Linked DNA regions of Homo sapiens: all the other regions are linked to region 3. A link is an interaction called in ENCODE POLR2A ChIA-PET data of the cell type or tissue named here. Cell type or tissue: HepG2. All regions are shown on one strand.

Region 1 (2,500 bases), 1.0 Mb after region 3:
TGGACTGGGTTTAACTGCATATCACAGAACACCTCTAGCAGCAACAGTTTCAACACAGAGAAGAGCATAACTAAGCCACATCCACGGAGGGCATGGCTGCTCCATGAAGTTATCAAAGACCCAGACGACTTCTGCTTTTCTCCTTTGCTATCCTAGATCTCATTTCCATCCTCAAGGTACCTCATGGTGCAAGACAGGGGCTGCTGGGGCTCCAGCCAACTTGGCTGCATTCCAGGCAACTGAAAGGACCAAAGAGAAAAGACACCCTGACTTTGCTTCCTGCAATGAGGCAGACTGTTTAAGCATCCTTCCTGGAAGTCTTTAACATTTCTTCTCATAGCTCACTAGACAAAATTTAGTCATGTGACGACACTTAGCTACAATGAAAGCTGTGAAATGCATTCTTTTATGGGCAAAAGGTTACCCCCAAATAAATGGGATGCAGTTGTAAATAAGAAAGGAAAGAACTGATATAGAGCAGGAACTAGCAGTACTCCCACAGAAGGCAAGAAGTAACTACACCCACTTTACAGATCAAGAAATAGAGGCCCAAAGAGATTAGGTGTTGCTACGGTCACATGGTCACTAGTGGCAAGATGGGAACTAAGTCCATGTCACTGGCCCCACATCCAGATCCCCTTTCCCTGTTCATGGAGCCTCCTTGCTGCAGTGGAGCCGCTGCTGTGTTTCCGCATGGACTCTTGCTTGCTTCCCCTCCAGACCTTTGTTCAGCCCTCAGCTGTCCCCAGTTGGTCTATCAACAAGATCCGTGCCTGCCAGCCCCAGGCTGCCATCCTGAAGGACTACTGTCCTCTGTCCCCTGCCTCACACTTTGTTCCTTCTTTGTTCCCTGCCTTGCCTCCCTGCATTTGTGTCCCACTGGGTCCCTTGGAATCCAGGCATGGTCATTAGCAAGGAGGACCAGGCCAGAGGTGGCCAGATACCAGCAATACAGACCCTCAGAGTAGGATCACAACCCCACAACTATTTCTGCAATGCCCAGAGAGTTCTGTGAGCAGGATGCCTCACCTTGGGGTACCCATACCATACCAAGATGGTTGACACCTCCTGAAATTGTTTCTGATGGCCAACCTCTTGTGTGACCATGACCTTGTTCCATTCTGACACTGAAAACACATTTCATGATGGATGTGGACGCTTATCTGTGGGTCCTTGACTACAATGCCTAAGCAAACACAAATTAGTTAGTGCTGAAGTGCAGTTTGGTAAACAGAACCTTTGCAATGATGGAGTCCGTTATGGGAAGTGACTAAGCGGGTTTCTTGGTGGTGAAATGTGTGGGGACTTCTGCTCCATTGGAAGGGGAGAGTCTGTATTTCCAGTGAAAATTGGAGCCTGGACTCTCAGCACAGGGGCCAGTCCTGGACTTCCCCGCCTTCCTGTGTACACATGAAAACATTTTGTTTTCAAGTTCTAGCACCTTGGCTACCTCTTTCGTGTCTCTAACATGAAGGTCTCTGTATTCTGGCAGCAGTTCTCCCCATTGTGAACAATGAATCCGCCACTCTTCCCTGGAGTTACACTGTCTCAGTTCCTCTCCCCCAGCAGACTCATTCTTCTCCAGGTGGTGCTCTCCAGCCTCCTACCATCCTCTACAGGGTCGCAGGCTACAGGGTTTCCTCAGCCTCCTCCAGCCAACTACGGCGGAAGCACCAACAACCAAGAGAGGCGCAAACTCCTGAGATCCTCTCCCAGAAAGGGCAAATAGGACCAGGCAGAGAACAGCCGGCTTCTCAGCGAGAGGAAGATGTCCACCCCCAGCCACAGCGCCTGACTTCTCCCTGGGACCATGGAGGGGTGTGGAAAGAATGGCCCCACATCATCCCTTGTGCTAGAAGAAACCCACATCACAGCACAGAAAAATGTTTCTCCACTTTATGAGTCCAGAAATACCTCTCTGACCTTTTCTAGCAGGAGGAAAAAATATGGCCTTAATCTTTTCAGTAGCAAATATCTTTTACCCTGTGACAGTTTGCAAACTGACTAGCCAATGGTCAAATGGCTCTTCAGCTTTCCTGTCTCCTGAGCCAGGAATCCTAACAAAATGTCACGTTATATTGGTGCTGTTGATACTACATCTTCTAAAAAAGATGGACGATCTATCATCATCGTTATATTAGTGCTGTTGATACTATATCTTCTAAAAAAGATGGACGATCTAGCATCATCTAGGAGATAATTAAGTCCCTATATCTCAGGTACTGGACTACACACTTTACATATTTTGCCTCATTGAATCCTCACACACAGGGCTTACTGTCCCCATTCTCTAGCTGCCTCCTCCCTGACAGGTGAAGTTTCATTGCTTTCATCTCTGTTTACCAAGGTTGAGAGGAGCCCCTCCTGTTATGAGTCTGATAAGAATGACACAGGAAGGTGGGGAAGTCCAGGACTGGCCCCTGTGCTGAGAATCCAGGCTCCAATTTTCATTGGAAATACAGACTCTCCCCTTCCCATGGAGCAGAAGTCCCCACACATT
Region 2 (2,500 bases), 330 kb after region 3:
AATGTTTGCACCTGATGGATGACTGAATGAATGAATTTACGATCTCAGATATCATCTCTAAATGCCTTCCCTGACTCCCAGGCTAAGAATCCCTCTTTAGCTGAGCGCACGGCTCACCCCTGTAATCCCAACACTTTGGGAGGCCGAGGCAGGTGGATCACTTGAGGTCAGGAGTTCGAGACCAGCCTGGCCAACATAATGAAACCCCGTCTCTACCAAAAATACAAAAATTAGCCAGGTGTGATGTCAGGCACCTATAATCCCAGCTACTCAGGAGGCTGAGGTGGGAGAATCGCATGAACCCGGAGGTGGAGGTTTGCAGTGAGCTGAGATCACGCCACTGCACTCCAGCCTGGCAAGACTCCATCTCAAAAAACAAAACAAAAAGAATCCCTCTTTAGTGCATATTTGTCTCACTGCATTTACAACCTTGAATAAGCACCTATTTAGTGTTTTTGTTTTCCATGAGTCTACCTTATTCATGTTTTTTTCCTAAGGTTCTGAATACTTTCATATGTTATCTCATTTAATCATCACAACGATGCCAACACTAAAAGTAGTAGTGACTATTCTGTTCATTTTCATAGACGAAGAAACTTTACATATATGATCTCATTAACCTTTATAACAATTCTAGGAAGGAGGTACTATTATTTCTGTTTACAGATTGAGGAAAGCTTATTTCTGCTTACAAATTGAGGAAGATTATTTCTGCTTACAAATTGAGGAAAGCTTAAAAATCCCATTTTACAGAATGGAAAAAGAGGTGTTCAATAACTCACCCGAAAGCACAGCCAGGATTCAAACCCAGACACTTTGCTCCAGGGCCAAACTCTTGACCACTATAACCAAATGAAGCCAGAGTGATTCACCAGAATGAGTTCATCTCGCATCAAAACTCTGGATTATCTGTTTAAGCACCCAGACTTCCACCTCCTCATGAGCCAGGACCTTCCTCAGCCACATCTGGATCCTCAGCCCCTCACAGCACACAGCGGTAGTCAGAAAGTATGCTGAGTAAGTGGAGAACAAGTTAACATTGATTTTCACAACCACGATGTCAGACTAGCAATGGAATTGTTTTGATTCTCCTTTTATAGAGAAGAAAAATGAGATTCACAACTTCACAAGAGGGAGTGTCTTATCTAAGAATCTCTGACTGAGTTCAGCCCTTGTTTGTATTCCCTCTGCTGCCTCCACAAAAGGTTAGAGGTCACATGTTTAGATTATGAAGACCTTTTGCCATTAAAAAATGGCAAAACAAGCAAACAAAACAAACACAGCACTCATTGCCTTTCCTAGAAAAACTGTCCATTAAAAGTACTTTGAGGCTGTGCGCAGTGGCTCATGCCTGTAATTCCAGCACTTTGGGAGGCTGAGGCAGGTGGATCACCTGAGGTTGGGAGTTTGAGACCAGCCTGGCCAACATGGCGAAACCCTGTCTCTACTAAACATACAAAAATTAGCCAGGCATGATGGCAGGCGCCTGTAATCCCAGCTACTTGGGAGACCGAGGCAGGAGAACTGCTTGAACCTGGGAGGTGGAGGCTGCAGTGAGCCGAAATCATGCCACTGCACTCCAGCCTGGGCGACAGAGGGAGACTCCATCTCAAAAAAAGAAAAGAAAGTACTTTGATTATGATTATGATGTTTGCCCAACAAGCTCTATCTCTCTTTCTTTTAGTGCCTCCTAAGCCATTCAGTTCCTATTTAGCTTGACCTATGCAGGCCAGTGTGTGTGTGTGTGTGTACTGGAATGGGAACAGAGAGCAGGACTGTTAAGTCAGATGTCTACAAATCACAGTCCATGGCCATCACTGACTTGTTTCTGTCTCTAAACAAAGCATGTAAAAACTGTTTGCCTCTGCCATGAGGCAAAAGCATGCGCTTGGCATTTTTCTGAGGTCATGATGCCCTAGGATGTGGCAGTTCACGTGCCACTGAATATTGTTTACCAACTAGCTATTCAGGACACGGGGTCCCTCCTGGAGGAGTGCTTACTGCTGGCGTCGGGCCAGTGTGCTGATAACCTAGTTCTCTAAGAGATTGAAAACTCTGACTGTGTGGCCCCTGCCAATTTCATGGTGTAAATGCTCCCACCACAGCCAATTTCAAGCTACCAAGAGTTTCCCTACTGCTTCACGAAATTCCTGAAAATTTTTATGGTTACTTATTTATTTTATTGTTTTTGAAATGGAGTTTTGCTCTTGTCGCCTAGGCTGGAGTAAAATGGCACCATCTTGGCTCACTGCAACCTCCGCCTCCCAGGTTCAAGTGATTCTCCTGCCTCAGCCTCCTGAGTAACTGGGATTACAGGTGCCCACCACCACACCCAGCTAATTTTTGTATTTTTAGTAGAGATTGGGGCTTTACCATGTTGGCCAGGCTAGTCTCGAACTCCTGACCTCACAAGATCCACCCACCGTGGCTCCCAAAGTGCTGGGATTACAGGCGTGAGCCACCACGCCTGGCTCAAATTCCTGAAAATTTAATAGCCAGC
Region 3 (2,500 bases):
CCCTTAAAAAAAATTAAGACCTTCTCTTCAAAAGACACTGCCTTGAGAATAAAAAACTTTGGAGAAAAAGAAAATAAATGGAGAAAATATTAGCAAATCACAAATCTGATAAGGGAATTGTATCCGGATTATATGAAGAACTTGCAAACTCAATAATAAAAAAAGCAAACCAATTAAAAAATGGACAAAAGATTTCAACAGACCCTTCATCCCAAAATAATATGATGGCAAATAAGCACATGAAAAGATGTATACCATTGGTCATTTGGAAAATGCAATTGAAATCATAATGAGATACGAACCCACCACACACACACACCAGACTGTTTAAAACTGAAAAGACTAACCATGCCAAGCATTGGCAAAGATGTGAAGTAACTAGAATTCTCACATACCGCCGGTTGGAATATAAAATGGTACAAACTATTTCAAGAAATGATTTCTGAAGAAGTTAAACATATGCCTAACATGTGATCCAGCCGTTTCATTCATAGGTATTTACCCAAGAGAACTGAAAGCATATGTCGATACAAAAGACTTGTACATAAAATATTCAAGGCAGCTTTATTTGTAACAGTCAAAAACTGGAACAATGCAAATGTCTATCAATAAGTGAATGGATAAACAAAGTGTGATATTATCCATCCGATGGATTACTATGTAGGAATACAATGAAATAAACTACAGATAAATGCAACAACATGGATGGATCTCAAAATAATTATGCTCAGTAAAAAAGGCCAGAAAAAGAAGAATATGTCCTCTATGACTCCGTTCTTTTACAATTCTCCAAAATGCAAACTAATCTACAATGACATAAGGCAAATTAGCTGTTGCCTAGAGACTGGGGGAGGGAAGATAGGGTGCCAGAGAGGCAGAAAGGATCCTAAAGGGATGTGAGGAAACTTTTGAGGGAAGGGATATATCCACTGTTTTGATTGTGGTGAGGGTTTTACAGTTGTACACATAGGCCAAACTTATCACTTGCATACTTTATGTGCAGTTTATTTCATGCCAATCACACCTCAATAAAATTTAATATTAAAAAATAGATGTAGTATGTCATCTAGGAGCTCAGAGTCATGGTCTCGCTAAAGAGACGCTACTCAAAGAGAAAGAGAAGGGTTTTTGTCTGCATGTTTGTTTTGTTTCAACATCATCTAGCCCAGCATTGCCCACAATCGTCACTCAACATCCGGCCCGACTAACTTACAAGGCACTGCTGTCCTTACAAGTGTCCACACCTGCCATTTGATCATCTGGGTGAGAGGAGGGGGTCAATATCTATCTAAGTCTAATTTCCTGAGGCTTGTATCAGTTGCTTCTGAACTGTAAGTGGCCCTTTGGGGTAGAATTGAAAGACTGGTCCACAGGACCTTAGAGCTAGAGGAGTCCTAGGGGTCTTCTGGTCCCACCTCCATCCAGTGCAGCATTTAATCCACTGTACCTTGGAGTAACCTCCATCTAGTCTCTGACAATGTCTCCTGGGAAACTCCTAGTATTCACCAAAAGTCAAGAAACTAGCTGCATTCCAATGGGAAGAAGCCAGGGTAGGAGAAGAGGAAGTAAGAGAGCTGTCCCTGAAACCCACCAGGATCTTTATCCCTCCTTTCAATGAGGTTCCTTAGGAATCTCACAGTGGGAGGAAATCAATATCTTTCAATAGACCAGTGCATTTCCTTTGACCTGTGAAGGAGGGCTGGGGAGAAGGGGAAATGAAAGGATTTGATAAATGAGACACATTTGCCAACAGATTCTTTTTTAAAAAAAAAAAGAAAAAAAAAAAGCACTTCTGACTGGTTGGGCTAATTCAGTTTGGTTGGAGTGGTGTGTATGTTAGCTCTGACATACTTTGGGAACATCTTTTAATGTTTCATTGCCTTTGCTTTCATAATTGTGTGCATTTAGGACCAAGAGCCTGGGTTTCTTCCTTCTGATTAGCAACAAGATTCCTCACAGCTTTAGGGGTCTAGGGAAAGAAAATAAAAAAAGCCCTGCATAGCCAGACCAGGACTGTATCCTTTCTGCTGCTCCTTCACACCTTTTCAAGCTTGGTGATTTCAGCTACTTCTCCAAATGTAATAATCTTTTAAACTGTCTACATTCAATCTGTTCCCAGGCAGGAGCTTAAACTACCCGCCCGCTCGCCCGCCCCCCGCTTTGGAAGTTTATCGGACAGATCTACAGAGGCTTTTCAGGGAGGATGTTTACAAAGGACTTTTAGTGTTGCCAAGAAAAGAGAGAGAAGGGGAATGATGGGATTTCTGTAGGGCAGTTTCAGAGGTAGTGAGATTTTAACATAAAAAGGACCTTTCTTTACCTCCTAACACGTCCAAAGGCAGATGGCAACAGGGGCCAACAGCGTCCTTGTGGGCGGGGTCCCTCCTAATCACTGGAGCCAGTGGAGTTTTCCTGTTACGTTAGAGTCTTGGGCTCACTTATTACAGCTGGAACCATCCCAGAGATGAGAGCCTGTAGCTCCACGCTGCCCCACTCCTCT

Evidence for each region. Peaks named below come from ENCODE experiments on the same cell type or tissue, not always from the same donor. Only the 100,000 strongest peaks of a DNase experiment are listed, where the experiment ranks them.
Region 1: POLR2A ChIA-PET joins it to region 3 with 5 read pairs; 1 of 35 experiments calls an interaction of 5 or more read pairs at or near these places.
Region 2: POLR2A ChIA-PET joins it to region 3 with 6 read pairs; 1 of 35 experiments calls an interaction of 5 or more read pairs at or near these places.

Annotation. Positions count from the first base shown.
Region 1 is chr3:195,163,646-195,166,145 of GRCh38, forward strand. All of the region lies in intron 2 of XXYLT1 (xyloside xylosyltransferase 1), which reads right to left. Among named protein-coding and RNA genes, the nearest start is that of XXYLT1-AS2, 17 kb to the left of the region's middle. In HepG2, no CTCF peak of the experiment used is centred here; DNase peaks (open chromatin) are centred at 1,226 and 2,346.
Region 2 is chr3:194,493,268-194,495,767 of GRCh38, forward strand. It overlaps a transcript of ATP13A3 not described here. Among named protein-coding and RNA genes, the nearest start is that of ATP13A3-DT, 7.4 kb to the left of the region's middle. In HepG2, no CTCF peak of the experiment used is centred here; DNase peaks (open chromatin) are centred at 1,184 and 1,824; H3K4me3 peaks cover 450 bases.
Region 3 is chr3:194,164,641-194,167,140 of GRCh38, forward strand. No RefSeq gene overlaps it. Among named protein-coding and RNA genes, the nearest start is that of HES1, 30 kb to the left of the region's middle. In HepG2, no CTCF peak of the experiment used is centred here; a DNase peak (open chromatin) is centred at 1,161; H3K4me3 peaks cover 337 bases; H3K27me3 peaks cover 338 bases.